Regions from separate parts of the Homo sapiens genome. Here regions 2 and 3 are each linked to region 1. Evidence: chromatin loops called from intact Hi-C (ENCODE). Cell type or tissue: endothelial cell of umbilical vein. All regions are shown on one strand. Links, peaks and the distances in the headings refer to the core of each region. The heading gives the core; the rest is flanking DNA.

What was found. Hi-C counts contacts between places; a loop is a spot of excess contacts. Peaks named below come from ENCODE experiments on the same cell type or tissue, not always from the same donor. Only the 100,000 strongest peaks of a DNase experiment are listed, where the experiment ranks them.
Region 2: a loop joins it to region 1, with 3.0 times the contacts of the local background. A loop is called at or near these places in 3 of 110 quality-filtered maps.
Region 3: a loop joins it to region 1, with 5 times the contacts of the local background. A loop is called at or near these places in 2 of 110 quality-filtered maps.

What each region holds. Positions count from the first base shown.
Region 1 is chr2:150,131,373-150,137,025 of GRCh38, forward strand. No RefSeq gene overlaps it. Among named protein-coding and RNA genes, the nearest start is that of LINC01818, 35 kb to the right of the region's middle. In endothelial cell of umbilical vein, for the core only: no CTCF peak of the experiment used is centred there; a DNase peak (open chromatin) is centred at 2,379; H3K27ac peaks cover 2,505 bases.
Region 2 is chr2:150,079,035-150,084,687 of GRCh38, forward strand. No RefSeq gene overlaps it. Among named protein-coding and RNA genes, the nearest start is that of LINC01818, 88 kb to the right of the region's middle. RefSeq lists a silencer at 4,407-4,607. In endothelial cell of umbilical vein, for the core only: no CTCF peak of the experiment used is centred there; DNase peaks (open chromatin) are centred at 1,337 and 3,287; H3K27ac peaks cover 1,248 bases.
Region 3 is chr2:150,408,612-150,414,264 of GRCh38, forward strand. No RefSeq gene overlaps it. Among named protein-coding and RNA genes, the nearest start is that of RND3, 76 kb to the right of the region's middle. RefSeq lists an enhancer at 2,147-3,036. In endothelial cell of umbilical vein, for the core only: no CTCF peak of the experiment used is centred there; a DNase peak (open chromatin) is centred at 2,460; H3K27ac peaks cover 2,555 bases.

The DNA.
Region 1 (5,653 bases), core at 602-4,601:
CTGGTCATCACAAGAATGTTTTTTATGAGAAATAAAGCACTTCATTTTTATTTCAAAGGCCATTTATTTTCCTGTTTAAACAAGGATAAACACTACGCCCTCAAAAATATCTATCTTCTGGAAATGTTTGATGATTGAGATGTAAATTTGGTATTTGTATTTATATGCTTATGTTTTTATGCTTATGTTTATATGCTTTTGTTTTTATTCTTGGAGGTAGAAGATAGAATGACTTTATTCAAGTCAATAACTAGTTTGGTTTTCCACTTTACCTTGTTGGTATCTGACTAATATACTTATTTTCCTAGAAACTTTTTAGTAATTATCCCAATTTTTCAGAACAAAGATACATGTAAAACAGATATCTATTTATAACTATAAATCTCTTGCTGGCTTGGCTATCATTTGTTTTAAAATATTAATATCACCATTTAAATGCTTTTTAGGCTTACTTAATTTCAATAATCTCTTATTTATCAAATTACTGCATTGTTCTCCTTAGACATAGTCTCATAATTGTATCATAGTCTCATAATTCTATCACCACTGGTGATACATTAATACCACTGGTATCTGGTAATAATAAATAAATGCAATAAAGACAAAGTTTAATGCGGCTGTTTTTTGTTTTTCTTCCTATTGGGTTCACCCTGAATGTTTCGGGGTTTTACAATTATAGAGTCATGGCTGGTTTAGCTAATAAAGAATATGCAAGTCTATACTTTAAAAGTTCAATACCATGCCAAACTTAAAACATTCAAATAAAAATCCTTTGAAATTGTCATTGTTTTTTTAAGAATTTATGAACTATTAGAAGAACTGTGTTCACATTGTTTCTAATTTCATTTGTCAAACAAAGCTAACTGGTGACAATGCTGAGAAAACATGGCTTCCTCATAGAGTTCTGACCCCTGTAGTAAGTACCTGAAAAGATCCATAAGGCAAATGCAATGCTATTTTTTTCTCTTTTCTTTTTCCTTAGGTTGATTAGGTTTAAATTGTGGGGGATATGATAGGGGATTATCCTTAAAAGAAAGAGAAAAATTCAGCACAAATCAGATATCAGAAACTTACATTTATTTTAAAAACTGCATTAGATACATCTTTTGAACACTAATGAAACAGAAAAAGTTCATAGGAACACACTTATTTGGAAATCAGCTATTTGCTTGTTAAAAAATTTTAGCTTGACTCTCTAAAGGAAATTACCAGAGACGCTGAAGACTAAACTAAACAAACCACTCATGTAGTAATTAATAAATGATAATTGGAATGAACTAGAGATATTTGTTTCCTCCTGAAGTGGCAAGTTTTATGCCTTTTAAACAACTTGCTGTTATTTTCAATGAAGAAAAGGGAAGAGAGGGGTCATGAAAAATTAGACAAATCTCAATCAGAAGTGATTTCAACACCTGGCAGGGACCTGTAAGGATGACTTTTTAGCCTCTCAAAGCTACTTCTCCCAGTAGTAAATCTGTCCAGTGCATGTCCTCTCCACCAAGAAGCATCCTTTTCCATGAATTTTGTTTTTTCTCCATTTCTTAGGAGAGGGCTGAGTCAAATATACTCTATGCACTTTTTTTTTTTTTTTTTGAGATGGAGTTTCGCTCTGTCGCCCAGGCTGGAGTGCAGTGGCACGATCTTGGCTCACTGCAACCTCCACCTGCCGGGTTCAAGCGATTCTCCTGCCTCAGCCTCAGCCTCCTGAGTAGCTGGGACTACAGGCACGTGCCACCATGCCCGGCTATTTTTTTTTTTTTGTATTTTTAGTAGAGATGGGGTTTCACCATGTTGGTCAGGCTGGTCTCGAGCTCCTAACCTCGTGATCTGCCCTTCTCAGCCTCCCAAAGAGCTAGGATTACAGGTGTGAGCCACCGTGCCTGGCCTGCAGTTTTTTTAAAAAAGGAATATTTGGGATTTCACTAGGTGGAAGAACAGTTATTGTGACAAAGGTTTACATCTTAAATGGATATTTCAGCCATGCACTTTTTAGCCCATAAATAAATAAATAATAAAAAGCTGAGTTTTTAGATGAAACATGAGTTACACATCATTCCCGTATAGGTAGCAGTGTGGAATCTTTCTTTCTAGGAGGTATTCTATGCATTTAACTATTTTGCAGTAACATCAAACATGAGTCTCTGAGTTAGAAATCAAACCGATTTTCTCACCAAAATGAATGTTTGGAAAAAGTAACCTAGATTTTTACCCTTCGAAAGGAAATAATGAGACTCGCACCTCCTCTTTTCTTCAGGGTTTGACTGTTTGGCGGAGGAAGGGCATCAATGTTTATTTTCACCTGTTTTCTGTAGCATCCTGCCGATGACATCAGTGTCCTGTCTGCTGTGTTAAGGGCAATGAAGGTTATGAAACTAGAAATGAATCTAGTCTGAGAACAGATCACGCAGTCCTTCCATATGCATTGTCTTTGCAGTGGTATGAAAGTATGAGTCAGTATGACTCATTCGGCTTCCTGACCTAGCCAATTGTCTGGCTCTCCACATTAATACAGTCACCTGAACCAGCTTCTCTGTTCATTTGTGTGACCTCTTGGATTTCACCTTTCCTTTGCCAAGCATCAACTTGAAAATTTTCCTCACACATTAAGATGCATTCAAAACCTTGATATTTAGGACGATACAGACAAAATTTTTGGAGTCTCTAATATTATAGCTAAATATTATGTTTTTATAGCAAAATGTTAAATTCTTCGGAATCCAGAAGGCATTTAAGAAACAGACAGAAGTTGTTTTTTTTCACACAGATTTTTGGGGCAACCTAGTCTCACTGTACCCAAAGGGCCCAGGTTAGGAGAACTTTGAAATAAAACTGTAACTAACACCCTATTTTATACTTTCTTGATTTATCCTCCTCCCACTCCCCAGGCCATTCCCTACTTTGGATCAGAAACGGTAGACTATGGAATTTCAGAGATCATCTCTTCCAACACCTTGTCTAAAGGAGGTCATTGCAAGCAGAAAGGTGAAATGCCTTGTTTCGAGTTGATTCAGGTCTGAACCCTTGTCCTGCTTAAAGACAGAATTCTGAACAGAGTTCAGGGAACCCTGTGTAACATCAGCCTTGGAGTGGGGGAAGGGTGGGGAAGCTGAATTATTAGCAAATGGGCAAAAAGCTTTCTGAAGCAGAGAGAAAGAATTTCTACAGCCAATTAGACAAATCACCCTTAAAAGAAAACATATTTCTCGATTAAAGCCTGCCAGCATGCAATATTTCCCAATTAGTTCAAAGAACACAGTCACAGATGTTAGCCAAAATATGCTACATTCTTTAGAAGTCCTCATATCAATGCGTAGGATCTCTTTGATTTTATGAATGAGTTTCATGGTGGGTGTATGTGTGTGTTCCTTTAAAAAGAAGAAACTTATAACCTCAGAAATTTAAACAAAAACACACCCACTGAAAGCACGTCGACAGCATGGCAGATGCTTAACACTAGAGTATTGAAATGGGGAAAGTAATAGTTGCAAGTCCAAATTATCAATGTTCCAGCTTATGACACATTTGATCAAAAAGCTAAATAAAATATTATTTCTTCCATGAGTAAGGCTGCTCTATTTATCAAATAAAAACTCAGATATGGAATAATTTTTTAGTATAAGGATAGCCCAGGTAATTCCTAATTTACCTGACATTTAAATTTAACTTCAACCCTGTGTTTCATCAGGCAACCCGATTTAGGAGAGCATCAAACCCCATATCTCAGCACTTATAAAAGTATTTGTGAAAAATAAACACATATACATGCAAATCACTCTTCCACTTCTTAACAAACTTTCCTGCTTGAGGGAATTGCTAAGTCCAGAAGACAGGCCACTGGAAGAGCTATAACCAGGCACGATGCAATTTCCACCTAGAAATCCTGGAGGCTTGCACCTTCAGACAATCTGTGAGAGAAAATACATTGGATGAAAACAGGCTGGAGCAATGGTAGCAAAGTGTTTTCTTGCCCACCTTTTTGCAAGTTTTCGTCTGCTGCCAAGCGGCCAGCTGGTGTGATTTTCTTTTCCTTCGGCCAAAGTCCATTTACAAGACCTACATTGATGTTGGGTTACGTCATTGGGCAGGCAACTTTGGAGTGTGCCACAGAACATGTTGAAAATTAATCCCATTTGCTGGGAGGGTGGAGGAAGATTCATATTCTCATGACTTTAAGACTTTTGGAATGTTAGAGCTGGAAAAGCTTTATTACTTATAAGATCGTTTAACCCCTTCATTTCACAGACTTGGATCCAGGTAGCCTAAATGATTTTTCCAAGGACTCATAGCAGGAGCCAAGGCCAGCACCACAGATGCTGACTCCTGGTTTCAGCCACTGTTCCACAACTCTGCTATAATCGGATATCAAAATTGGAGTTGGCAATATGTGAATGAACTACAAATCTCTTGACTAATATTTCCAACACTAGAGACCCTGTTGTTCTTTCATTCATTTTACTCTGCATCCATAGGAAACATAGCAGTGATGGCTGCTGCTACTGACTGGCTGCAGTAGTATTGCATAGTGAGCAGATCATGGGTTCTGGACTCAAACAGAGCTGCCCAACTTCTGGTCTGACTCCTTCCTAGCAGTGAGGACTTGGGTAGGTTAGGGAACCTCTTGGAGCATCTCTTTCCTCATATGTGGAAAAGGGGATCATTATGGTACCAATCTCAAAGGATTGTTGCTGGGATGACATGAAATGTGCAGGCGAGTTCTTAGCACAGGGCTTGGCACAACATAAGTCCCCGAGAATGTCAGCTTCTATCCTAAATCATGAATATAGAGTTACAGCCTGTTTTTGCTGCATTCATGTTTCAGCCAGGAATGACACACGTGGTCATCTCTACTTGAAAATAAATATTTTAAGTATTTTCTCTTAGATCAAGGCATAATATTCCATGAAATACACAGATGATTTGAGCCAATTATCCCACAAAGCCAGTAAAACAATCCCATCTTTATTATTCAGAATTCAGGTGAAATTGGTTGAGCAGTGGTGTGGAAAGCCACGTATTATAAATGTTCTCTCTTTCTCTCTCACCCCTCCAAAATATTCAAATGGACAGGGCTGATTATTTTATTTGGCTATTTTAGCAACTGCTTCCAATTACGTTGCTGACTCATTTAAAGATGATTGAATATAGTAGAAGCAAAATTGCAAGTCAGCAGAATATCCCTTTGACAGTGTCTCACTTCTCATACTCCAGTCTTCTCTCACTGCTCCACACCCTAAACGTTGTTTCCTTTTGTAACTAGGATTCCTAAAAGCCTAACTCTGTCACTCCCATATATATTCTGACAGGCCACCAGGGGCAAAAATGACCTTTCTCTACACTACCTCCATGCACATCCGTTGAATTTCCCATTTCCTAAGTTGGCTGATCACTTTAGGAGTTTTGAGATAGAAAATTGTGCTGATTCAATCCAAAGTGTACCAGATGGATGACCCAGTTAATTCAGCCAGGGTTTTTACTTTTTAAAAAAGATTTAAAGCCCTAAATATAGTAGATTTTTTCTGAGTTGTAGTATACGTTGAGGTAGGAATGTCTAAATGGGAGAATTTTAAGCCATGTGACCCAAAGAGGGTAACCCAAATGTCCCCATGTTCTCTAGGCTTCGGGGATCACTCATCTCGTTAATACCAACTGACAT
Region 2 (5,653 bases), core at 839-4,838, 52 kb before region 1:
TGGATCAGAAGAATTTATATCATTAAAATGACCATACTTCCCAAAGCAATCTACAAATTCAATGCAATCCTTATCAAAATATGTCATTTTTCACAGAAAAAAAAATCCTAAAATTTATATATAACCAAAACAGAAACCAAATAACAAAAGCAATCAAACACAAAACAAAACTTGAGTCATCACACTGTCTGACTTCAAAATATATTTTAAGTCTCAAGTAACCAAAACAGCATAATATTGGTATAAAAACAGACACAGAGATCAATGAAACAGAATAAAGAGTCCAGAAATAAATCTAAATCCATGTATTTACAGTCAAATGATTTTCAATAAAGGAGCATACCTTGAGGAAAGGACATCCTCTTCATTAAATGGTTTTGGGAAAATTGGACATTCATATGCAGAAAAAAAAGTTGGACCCCTGTCTTTCACCATACATAAAGATCAACTCAATTTGGATTAAAGGCTTAAATATAAAACCAATATATAAAACCATTAGAAGAAAACATAAGGGAAACATTTCAGGACATTGGTCTAGGCAAAGATTTTATGACTAAGACCTTAAAAGCACAGGCAACAAAAATAAGGAAAAGACAAATGGGGCTGTAATAAATTAAAAATCTTCTGCATAGCAAAGAAAAAAATCAACAGAGTGAAGAGACAACCTACAGAATAGTAGAAAATACCTATAAACTCTTTGTACAACAAGGGACTAATATCCAGAATATACAAGTAACTCAAACAATTCAACAGAAAAAAAAAATCCCATTAAAAGTGGGTAAAGCCTGTAATCCCAGCACTTTGGGAGGCCGAGGAGGGTGGATCACTTGAGGTCAGGAGTTCGAGACCAAACTGACCAACATGGCAAAACCCCATCTCTACTAAAAACGCAAAAATTAGCTGGGGATAGTGGCAAGTGCCTGTAATCCTAGCTACTCAGGAGGCTGGGACATGAGAATAGCTTGAACCCAGGAGGCGGAGGTTGCAGTGAGCCGAGATCGCACCATTGCACTCCAGCCTGGGTGACAGAGTGAGACTCTGTCTCAAAAAAAAAAAAAAGAAAGAAAGAAAGTGGGTAAAGGACATGAATAGACATTTCTCAAAAGAAGACATACAAATGGCCAACAGATATAGGAAAAAATGCTTCACATCACTAATCATCAGAGAAATGCAAATCAAAACCACAATGAGATATTATCTTAGTCCTGTGAGAGGCTATTATTAAAAAGACAAAATAAATAACAGATCCTGGTGAGGATGTGGAGAAAGGGGAACTCTTGTACATTGTCAGTGGAAATGTAAATTAGTACAGCTACTATGGAAAACAGTATGGAGATTTTTTTAAAAACTAAAAATAGAACTAACATATGACTCAGCAATTCCACTACTGGGTATTTATCCAAAGGAAAAGAAATCAGTATATCAAAGGAGTAACTGCACTCACATGTTTATCACAGCACTATTCACAATAGCCCAGATATGGAATCAATATAAATATCTATCAATAGATGAATGGATAAAGAAAATAAGGTATATATACACAATAGAAGACTATTTGGTCACAACAAAAAAAAAAAATTATATTATTTGCATCAACGTGGATGGAACTGGAGGTCATTATGTTAAGTGAAATAAGCCCTGGACAGAAAAACAAACATCACATGTTCTCACATATGAGGGAGATAAAAACATTAATTTCATGGAGGTAGAGAATAGAATGATAGATACCAGAGGCTGGAAGGGTATGTGTGGGCAAGGGCAGAGGAAGGCAGGGAGGAATAAAAAAGAGGTTGGTTAATAGGTACAAACATAGAGTTAGAAGGAATAAATTCTAATGTTCAAAAGCAGAGCTGGTTGACTATAGTTAACAATATATTGCATATTTCAAAATAGCTAGAAGAAAGGACTGAAATGACCCCAGAACAAAGAAATGGTAAATACTCAAGGTGATGGACATCCCAAACACTCTGACTTAATCTTTATACAGTCTCTGTGTGGAACAAAATATCATGTATGTATCCATATGTATCCCATTAACATGTACAAATATTTGTTTCAATAAAAAATGCTACTAGAAAAAATGTTTTTATTGTATTTCTGAGTATTTTTACCAAGAAACTTGCTGTTGCATATATGTTCATTTAGAACCTGTTCAAACTTACAGGAAATTGCATAAATTGTGTTGTCATCGATAGAATATTTTTTATTGATCTGCTGCCCCATAGATTTTTGAGCTCCCACTTAGTGCCACTGGAGGCACACCTTAAGGACCAAGGTATCCCATTAGCTGAGAAGGTAATGGCTATGTTAAGACATTCAAGCAATGGATGGGAATGGGAAGTAAGTTGTTCAGAGATACTTTTTTTTTTAAGCATATGCTTTTTGTTTATGCTTTGTTGACCTTGATGTATGGAAGGGCTTGACATATCCAAAAACTGGAGGTAGGATATTATGACAGACTCAAAAAGCTAAATAGAGCTTATTAGGCAGTGAAGCTGGAGAGACAGATAAGTTTAGATCTATATCTTTGTGGAGACTTGATTCTTCATGTTGATTCTTTCAGACATCTACTCAACTCCAGTCTGATTTGGCTTTACAGTAGAGGTCAACTATTTCCATAATAATTCTGTTTAACAAACCAATCCAAAACTCAGTGGCTTAAAACACAATTATTTATTCTCTCTCACACATCTGCAAGTTGACTGGAAACGAACTGCTCTGGACTGGTTTAGGCTCTAAGCTTCAAGTTAGGGTGAGGTTTGTTCCATGAGTTTTTCTTCTTCCCTGGACCAGTCAGCTACCTCGATAGTTCCTCTCATGGCCAGGGCAAAGTGTAAGTGGGTAAATCCAATTACCTAAGCACATTTCAAGCCTCTGCATGAATAATGTCTGCTAATGTCTCCTTGCTTGGCCAAAGCAAGTCACATGGTGTGCTCTGAGTCAAGAGTCAGGGAAGTATACTCTATCTATAGTAGGAGGAAATACAAGGTTATATGAGTTAAATGGTTAAAGGTACGGATGTAGAGTGAGGTAAGACATTTGGGCTAAAAATGCAATTTACCATACTTTAAGGTGAGGTTTTGGTGATTCATTATTTTACACTGTCCGGGTCACCCAGTATCACCCATATTGTCTTCCTGTTAAGGGGACAACTTGGCCTTTGTTGACACTGACATTTCATCTGGTCCTTTTCCTCTTACCCTGCATGAGTTATTCCCCAAAAGAAAGAATAAGAACAGTAATCACTATTCATTTACTTAGGGAAAACATCTGGAGGATTGTTTTTGTTTTTCTTCAGTTTTCATCTGGATGTCTGGCATTGTGTCAAGGTTTTACTCTGAGAAGCTTTAAAAAGCGAGTCCAGTTAGTGTGTTACTTCCTCTCCACTTTGTAATAATACACTAGAGTCTTGCTCAAATGCCACCCCTGGGATGCATGCTAGGAACCATGTTATAGAGGAAAGAGCAGGATAAATTCCTTCTGATGTTCATTCACAACAGTAAATTCCCTCGTAAACCTAAACCAATGGCCCACTTTAGAAATCATCCTGGGCCTTACTTTGTCACATTACAATGAGATTCTAATGTGCAGGAGACCCTGGGTATCCTTGGATTTAACTGTCACAGTTTCTTCTACTTGCTAATTACCCATGGGAACACAGTGGGTGATCACTTGTCATTTTTGTTGCAATACATATTTGAGTGCCCTTTGTTCACATCTTGGTGCCACAGTTTTGTTCTCTAATTGTTGTTTCTTTATCTTTTCTTAGGGAAAATTAACTTTACTAACAGTATTTCAAATTTGGAAAATTTCCAGATATCTTAGGATATAACTCTTTTGATTCCTGGAAGTCTTTCTTGATCTTTTTTTTTTTCAGAAAAAAAAGATGATTATAAATTCAAGTTTGATACTTCAAATAAAATAAAGCAAAAAAAAAAAAAAACTTCAGGGCAGCTTTGATATATATTTAGTGAATAATAGATATGCATATGCTATCTTTGCTCCTGAACTGGTTTTTCTGCATGAACAAAGCACATATAAAATTAATATGTTAAAGATATGGCCTGTGGTATAATCAGGTATAGGGAGAACTGCAGCAGAAGGAGCAATGTATGAGAAACTAAGACCTGACAGGAAAGAGGCAGGCATTGAAAAAACAACAACAAAAACGGGGGGACAGATCAAGTTAAACAAAGGGAAAGTAAAATTAGGAGATCATAGAAATATCCTACACGTGACCATGAAGGTAAGCAATTAGCAAAACCATCAAGAAGTTTCAGGATGCCATATCAGAACTCAGGACCCAAGAATCTAGATTTAGTCATTTCAGGTCCATGTCCGTGGGTCACCTTCCACTACATTTTATGCCACTAAAAGGAAGGACCCATATTCTGCTGTATTTTTTTTTTATATCTCTGCTTTCTAGCACACTATTTGACTCGAAATTGGTACTTTATACATGCCTGGTGAATGAGTAAATGTGCATAAATGAACATACGAAAATCTGTCAATGAATAACAAGACCCAGCCTTTCAGGATGGTGTTAAAAGCAGAAGTCTCTTATCTGCTGGGCAGTTTGGAGAAGGCCATGGAGACCAAGGCAGACTGACCTTCAGTGGAGAGTGATAGTAGACATGGGATCAAGAGAAGTGGCCGGGCACGGTGGCTCACGCCTGTAATCTGAGCACTTTGAGAGGCCGAAGTGGGAGAATCACGAGGTCAGGAAATTGAGACCATCCTGGCCAACATGGTGAAACTCCGTCTCTACTAAAAACCCAAAAATTAGCTGGGCGTGGTGGCGTGTGCCTGTAATCCAGCTACTAAGGAGGCTGAGGCAGGAGAATCGCTTGAACCTGGGAGGCAGAGTTTGCAGTGAGCCAAGATCGCGCCACTGCACTCCAGCCTGAGTGACAGAGCAAGACTCCGTCTCAAAAAAAAAAAAAAAAAAAAAAAAAAAAAGAGAAGTACTAGAGTCCAGGCATTAAAAACGATCTGCTTGCAGGTCTGAGGAACAAGGTAAGAATGTAGCATGGCAAGAGATGTCACGTTAGAGTGGGGTTGTAAGGTGGCAGCAGGGCAAGGAGGACTTCCTACTGCATGCCCTAAGAATTGAATTAAAGTTTCTTAACATCCCCAGCCAAGTACACTTACTACCCCACAGCCAGAGGTAAGGGTCAAGTGACCTGCAATGATGGAAAGAAAGGTATATTTGGTTAGGAGACTTGTGAGATCACATAACTATATATTCTTTTTCGAAATATCAATAAATGTTGAAGAAAGTGTAATTTTCTTAGTCAATTTGAATAATGCTTAAAACCCTAATCAACACATGCTGTCTGATTTTGTTATGTGGTTGAAATGAGAGCAGTTCATCAAATAAGAATAAATAAAATATTCTGAATCCTTACTTAAAAGCCTCAAAGGACACTGTAGAAAATCTACTTCATGCTGTATTTTTACAATCCTCTTTTTCTACAAAAATAAAACTCTTTTTCCACTTTTTCCATAAAAAAGTGAATAAAGTATAAAATTTTTAAAGTTGAGAAAAGGACAACTAAATAAATGTAAGAAAAAAGGAAGAAAGAAAAATAAAATAGTAGAAATAAGTAAATTAGAAAACAGGAAGCAAAAGATAAAACTATTAATTGAGTCC
Region 3 (5,653 bases), core at 839-4,838, 280 kb after region 1:
ATAAAAGTCTCTTCTCAGAACTATAACTTCCACTCATATTCTACTGTTTAAAGCAAGTTGCATGGCCAAGCCAGGCCAGAAGGCAATGGAATGAGGATGTTAGGGTCAGCATGGATAAGTCACATGACAATGGGCTGGTAAGTTTTATCCTAACCAAGTGTTAGGGGATATTGTTGGAAGCTATAGTCCAATCTCTGTCAATCTCCCACCCACTCCCCTTCTTTCTAAAATTTCTCTTCACTACAATAGCATTTAGAAATAAGAGGTATACCTGGCTTTATCGGCAAATGAATGAAGACTTTGAAAGGTTAGCTAATTTGCCCAAGGACTGGCAAGTATCGAATGAGAGACTTAAACCTAACCTGTCTGAGTCTCAAATCCATATTCTTTTCCCAACACTTTTGTTAGAGAATCACCAAGTCTGAGATTTAAAAAAATCTAAGACAACCAGAGATAAATTATGCACAAAGTAGAATTGTGGGAATCATTTCCCTGCAGAGTAAAAATATGAAATTAATTAAGTTTAATGAGTCTGAACATTAGAAACAATTTTCTTAGACATCTTCTTTTATAATACCACCCTTTGGAAGGATATGGTAGGATGAGGTAATGATTAGAGTGAGTCTTAAACAAAATTGTAAAGAAAGTTTTCTTTTTATGACCTTTCGTCCTTCTTTTATTTATTTTGTAATTCATCAGAGGCCCTGCTATCTGCCCCAGAAGCTGGCTACACATAGCTCCTTGTTGCAGTTCCTTCCTTGTGCTTGCCCTCCTGACCAATGCCCAAGTCACAGAATGTTCCTCTCTCCTGTAAAGCATAAAATCTCCACATTATCAGTGTTCCCATCAGAAGGTATACATTTTGAAAGAGGATTCCTGAAAATAACGTCTAGCCTCAGATAATGTTTCTTATGACCATTTGACCCTGGGGTCTAATGTCTAAAATAAGTAAATTTGAGTATGCAGAACTTTCTGACACCTCTACTACCAAGTGTGTGTACTTCAATTAATCTGTAAGCATAAAAAAGGATTTAATTCTTGTGAAGGGGGCAAAAGCCCTTCTTTCTCATTCATGGTCAAATGTCAAGTGGATTTTATACTTTCTTGGAAATAGATGTGTGGCTGCCAGCTGGAATGACACTTTACCTTTTTTCCTCATGAGACGCTTCTTATTTTTCTGTATTTATTTATTTATTTGAGAGAGAGTCTCGCTCTGCCATCCAGGCTGGAGTGCAGTGGCATGATTTCGGCTCACTGCAACCTCTGCCTCCTGGGTTCAAGTGATTCTCCTGCCTCAGCCTCACCAGTAGCTGAGATGACAGGCGCCTGCCACCATGCCCAGTTAATTTTTGTATTTTAGTAGAGATGGGGTTTCACCATGTTGGCTAGGATGGTCTCAAACTCCTGACCTCAAATGAGCTGACCACTTTAGCCTCCCAAAGTGCTAGGATATAGGTGTCAGCCACCACACCCGGCCGATATGCTTCTTATTTGAAAAAAAAAATAAAAAGTTTTTGGTAAGTTGACTTGGGAAAACCCATTCTATGCATATTGATGGGGAGGAATAGTCACAGAGAGCACTGCTTTCATGAGCTCTACCAAAGTATCTTCCCTAGCCGTCTACTCCACTGAAACAGAAGGTCTTCCCTCTAAGGGAAGTAGGAGAATGGGGGAAAAGAGAATGTGACGACAGTTCTTGCCTCCATGTTTCTCTGGTTAATCTGAATGCAGGTTTTCTAGCCAGTAAATTGTAAAATCAAGCTCATTATAATTTTGAAAAGAGAGATTAATCCACAATGTTCTTATTTTATGCCTGGAACATAGTTGGTATTCAATATCCATGTGCTCAATGAATGAATGCATGAGTGAATACATTGGTGAGTATTAATCAGGGCTTAAAGTCCACTGCATATATAAGAGGACTTTCGTTTGTGTTTATTTGACACTTGCACATTCAGAAATATTTTTAAAGTAACTTATAAGCTTTGTGATTTAAAATGGTACCTGAGCCATCATAAATGCTATTGCCATCTGGAATATATTTGTGACAATTTTCTTTAAAAGTCAGTAGTGTGAGCCATGATGCTTTGCTTTTACATGCTTGTGTATGCGTTGCCAAAGTATTTTTATAATATTATAGAATTCTGAATAAATTATCAAGAGAGGAGCCACTATCTTTGTGAAGTGTGGAAATGAAATTTGCTCATTTAAAAAGACACATCTAGAGTGTAAGAAATGTTTTATTGATACAGAATATACTCATGCATACTCACACTGCAGACATTTTAGATGGCAGCAAGTGCTTCTTTCAAGTGTTGCCTTTCGACACCTTGGTTGACTGATCTTATGGTATGGCTTGGTGGGAAGGGAATACAGGTCAATAAGCGGAGAGTGGTGTGGTAGAGAGAGGACAAAGAGTGAATAAGTGGATCATTGCTAATGTCAGAATTCCTGAAATGCCTGAGATGCCTGGAGCATTCCTGCTGGAGATTGAAATAACATAACAGAGTGACCCCAGGTCTGGAGATTCTTGCCTCATTTATTTTGCATTGGAAGTCACAGTAAAAATGGTTCTTAGTTTCGCTTGAGCACTGACCTACATTTAAATAGAAAGAAACCAATAACAGTTATACTTAAATCCCCAATGCCAATATGTCTGAAAAAATATGTTGTGAAGGAAAAGGAAGAAAAAAACAACTTTCATGGGCATAACTTATCTTTGACTGTCACAAAATCAATAGGCTTTACAGAGCAGAGGAAATTCAATAGCTCGGCATTCATAATAAAGATTGGTTTGGGTGATTTGTCTCTCTCTAATAAGGCAGGCCTTGGACCCCAGCTTCCCTTCCTTTAAAACTCAAAGGGGGTGAAGATTTCTTCATCACAGCCAAGTCTTCTTGCTTGTCTATTGTCAGGACTTTACAATGGTACTGCTTGTCTAGTCAAGCCTTGCTTCACCCAGGAGAACAGACTGCACATTGGGGTGTGGAGTAACAGATGCCCAGCTTTATACCAGCATTCAGCCTTCCTCAGCCTGCCTGACAGCCTTTTCATGCATCACGGATTCATCCATTTCAATGAGAAATCCAGAGCAATGCTGCAAGTATTTGTGTGGTTTTTTTGAGAGACTACTTTATAGAATGTGTCCAGATATTCACTCTGGAAACTGTGCCCATTGCAGAAAAATGTGAAAAAGATGTGAGTGCACTGGCCTGACCCAACTCTCATCTGAGGAAGCTTATGCCCAGACACCCATTGATATGTTCAGATCAAGTGGAGAGATAGAGGACCAGAAAGGATGAAGAGGCTGATTATCACAGGTGGTGTGCCACACCCAAGGCTTGCCAGCCCTGAGGCTGTACCACACCCAACACAGGTCCTTGAACATGGCAGGAAATAAACAGATGTCAGCTGAATTGAGGTAAAAGTCTAGCATATGATCGGGCGTGGTGGCTCACGCCTGTAATCCCAGCACTTTGGGAGGCCAAGGCAGGCGGATCACCTGAGGTCAGGAGTTCAAGACCAGCCTGGCAAACATGGTGAAACCACATCTCTACAAAAATTAGCTGGGCATGATGGCAGGTACCTGTAATCCCAGCTACGCAGGAGGCTGAGGCAGGAGAATCGCTTGAACTTGGGAGGCAGCGGTTACAGTGAGCCGAGATTGAGCCGCTGAACTCCAGTCTGGGAGACAGAGCAAGACTCCATCTCAAAAAAAAGAAAAAAAAAAAATTCTAGCATATATCAAATTCCTAACATGTGCCACTCTCTTTACATATTAGTCCTAATCTTCATAGCTTGCCGGAAAACAGATGTGTTACTGCTGTAATTCTCTGCTGTGCCAAAAACAAAAACAAACAAACAAACAAAAAACCCCAAGTTCAGAGGTTAAAAAATGGGCTCAAAGTCATATAGATAGTCTGGGTTAGAGGCAGGACTCCAATCAACACCTCCCTGACTCTGAGGCCATGTCCTTTCAACTACTCCAGAAGCCTTCTCTTAGCAACATTATCAGACCAAGGAGGAGCAAGCTGGGCCTAAGTTAAATGACATTGCTCAAAAGTTGTAAGCGTTAGGGTCCTCCTTCTCAGACTTAAGCCTCTATAACCCTACTGGACTTGAAAAACCTAGGTTTTAGTTTTGCTTCTGCCACTAACTCATGGTATGATCTTATGCCAGTTGACTTTTTTGAGCCCAGGGTTCCTTTCTATAAAGTGGCAGTTAAGAATCCTCATCCTACCTCCTTTCTCTGTGTGGACACATGAGAAGAAGAATGTACAAGCGCAGAAATTCTCACTTAACTTCTCCAATATGTTCTTAGAAACTGCGACTTTAAGCAAAATGTACTGCAGGCCCTAGAATCATATCATTTCTTTCAACATTGTTTCATTATAATGTTGATGAGAAAAAAAAAAAACAACATTGGTTTAGTTCTATGTTGTTTCACTTAAAGTTGCAGTAGATGAATCCTGGGTAGTCTAGAAATGTAGGCTAGCAGCAGTAGCTGGGGCAGAGCGCCGTGTAGGAACAGAGGGAAGAGCTAACCAACAGAACGATGGAGGGATAGAGCACTACCAGTAGGGTGGCAGCTGCCTCTCCTTCCAAGCTTCTCCGATGGGCCCTCTTGAAAAAGCAGAAAATAAACAACAGTGAGTCAATAAGTAACCACTGCATGCTTGTCAGTATTCACCTTTTGTCAATCTGTGAGCCCCCTGCAGTATGGATTGAAGGATTGGAGGCTAGGGCCACCACTGAGAAATAAGTTAATGGAATCTGCCGAGCATGGCAGCAGAGGTGACATTTAAGAAGTAAGAGCTGTAGAGCCACTGGCCCCTCATCTACCCTCCCTAGGCAGGAACCCCTCTCCTGACTAATTCCACCTGCATTCCAAGAGTGACTCTGACCCAGTGCTGCCACGGGACAAGAAGGTTGGCTGTCTTCCCCAGGATAGGCAGCTGGCGGATGAGCTGAGAGAGGTTTAAGAAAGAAGATGAAACCAGCACGCGGAACCATGGAAACAGCTGTTAGTTACTTGAAACATGATGAGTGAAAGAGCATGGAACACATGCCAGCATCAACCTGTTCCCCCACATGTTTTAAAACCTCAGGGCCTAAAGACGGCCATAGTTAGGGGAGAAAAAATGAAGATACGCCTGTGATAAGACCATCAATGGTGCTACATATGTTGTGTGTGTGTTAGGACTGGGTTTACTGTGAGTGACAGAAAATTTAAAATGGCTTAACTTTATAGAAGTATATTTCCATCATACATGCACACACATGGTCTGAAGATGGAAGACTGATAGAATGGCATCACAAAGTCATATGGAACTGGCTCCTTCTCTCATGCTGTTGCACCATCCTATCTTCAGCCTGTGACACTTATCTGACAGTCCACAATAAAGATTCAAACTCTAACCATCATCCCTGAATTCCAGCCAGTGGAAAAGAGGAAGTGAGAAAGACAGTGAACTCAAGAGTCTCACATGAGACTTCTACTTAGAGCTCAATGGCCAAAACCTGTGGCCTGATCCAGCTGTGAGGGTCATTCTTGGCCACGTTCCCAGCTAAAATGTATCTGTTCTGCCTTAAGTAAGGAAGGAAGGAAGGATCGATACTAGGAGACCATGTGCAGTTCTGTTACACAGTCATA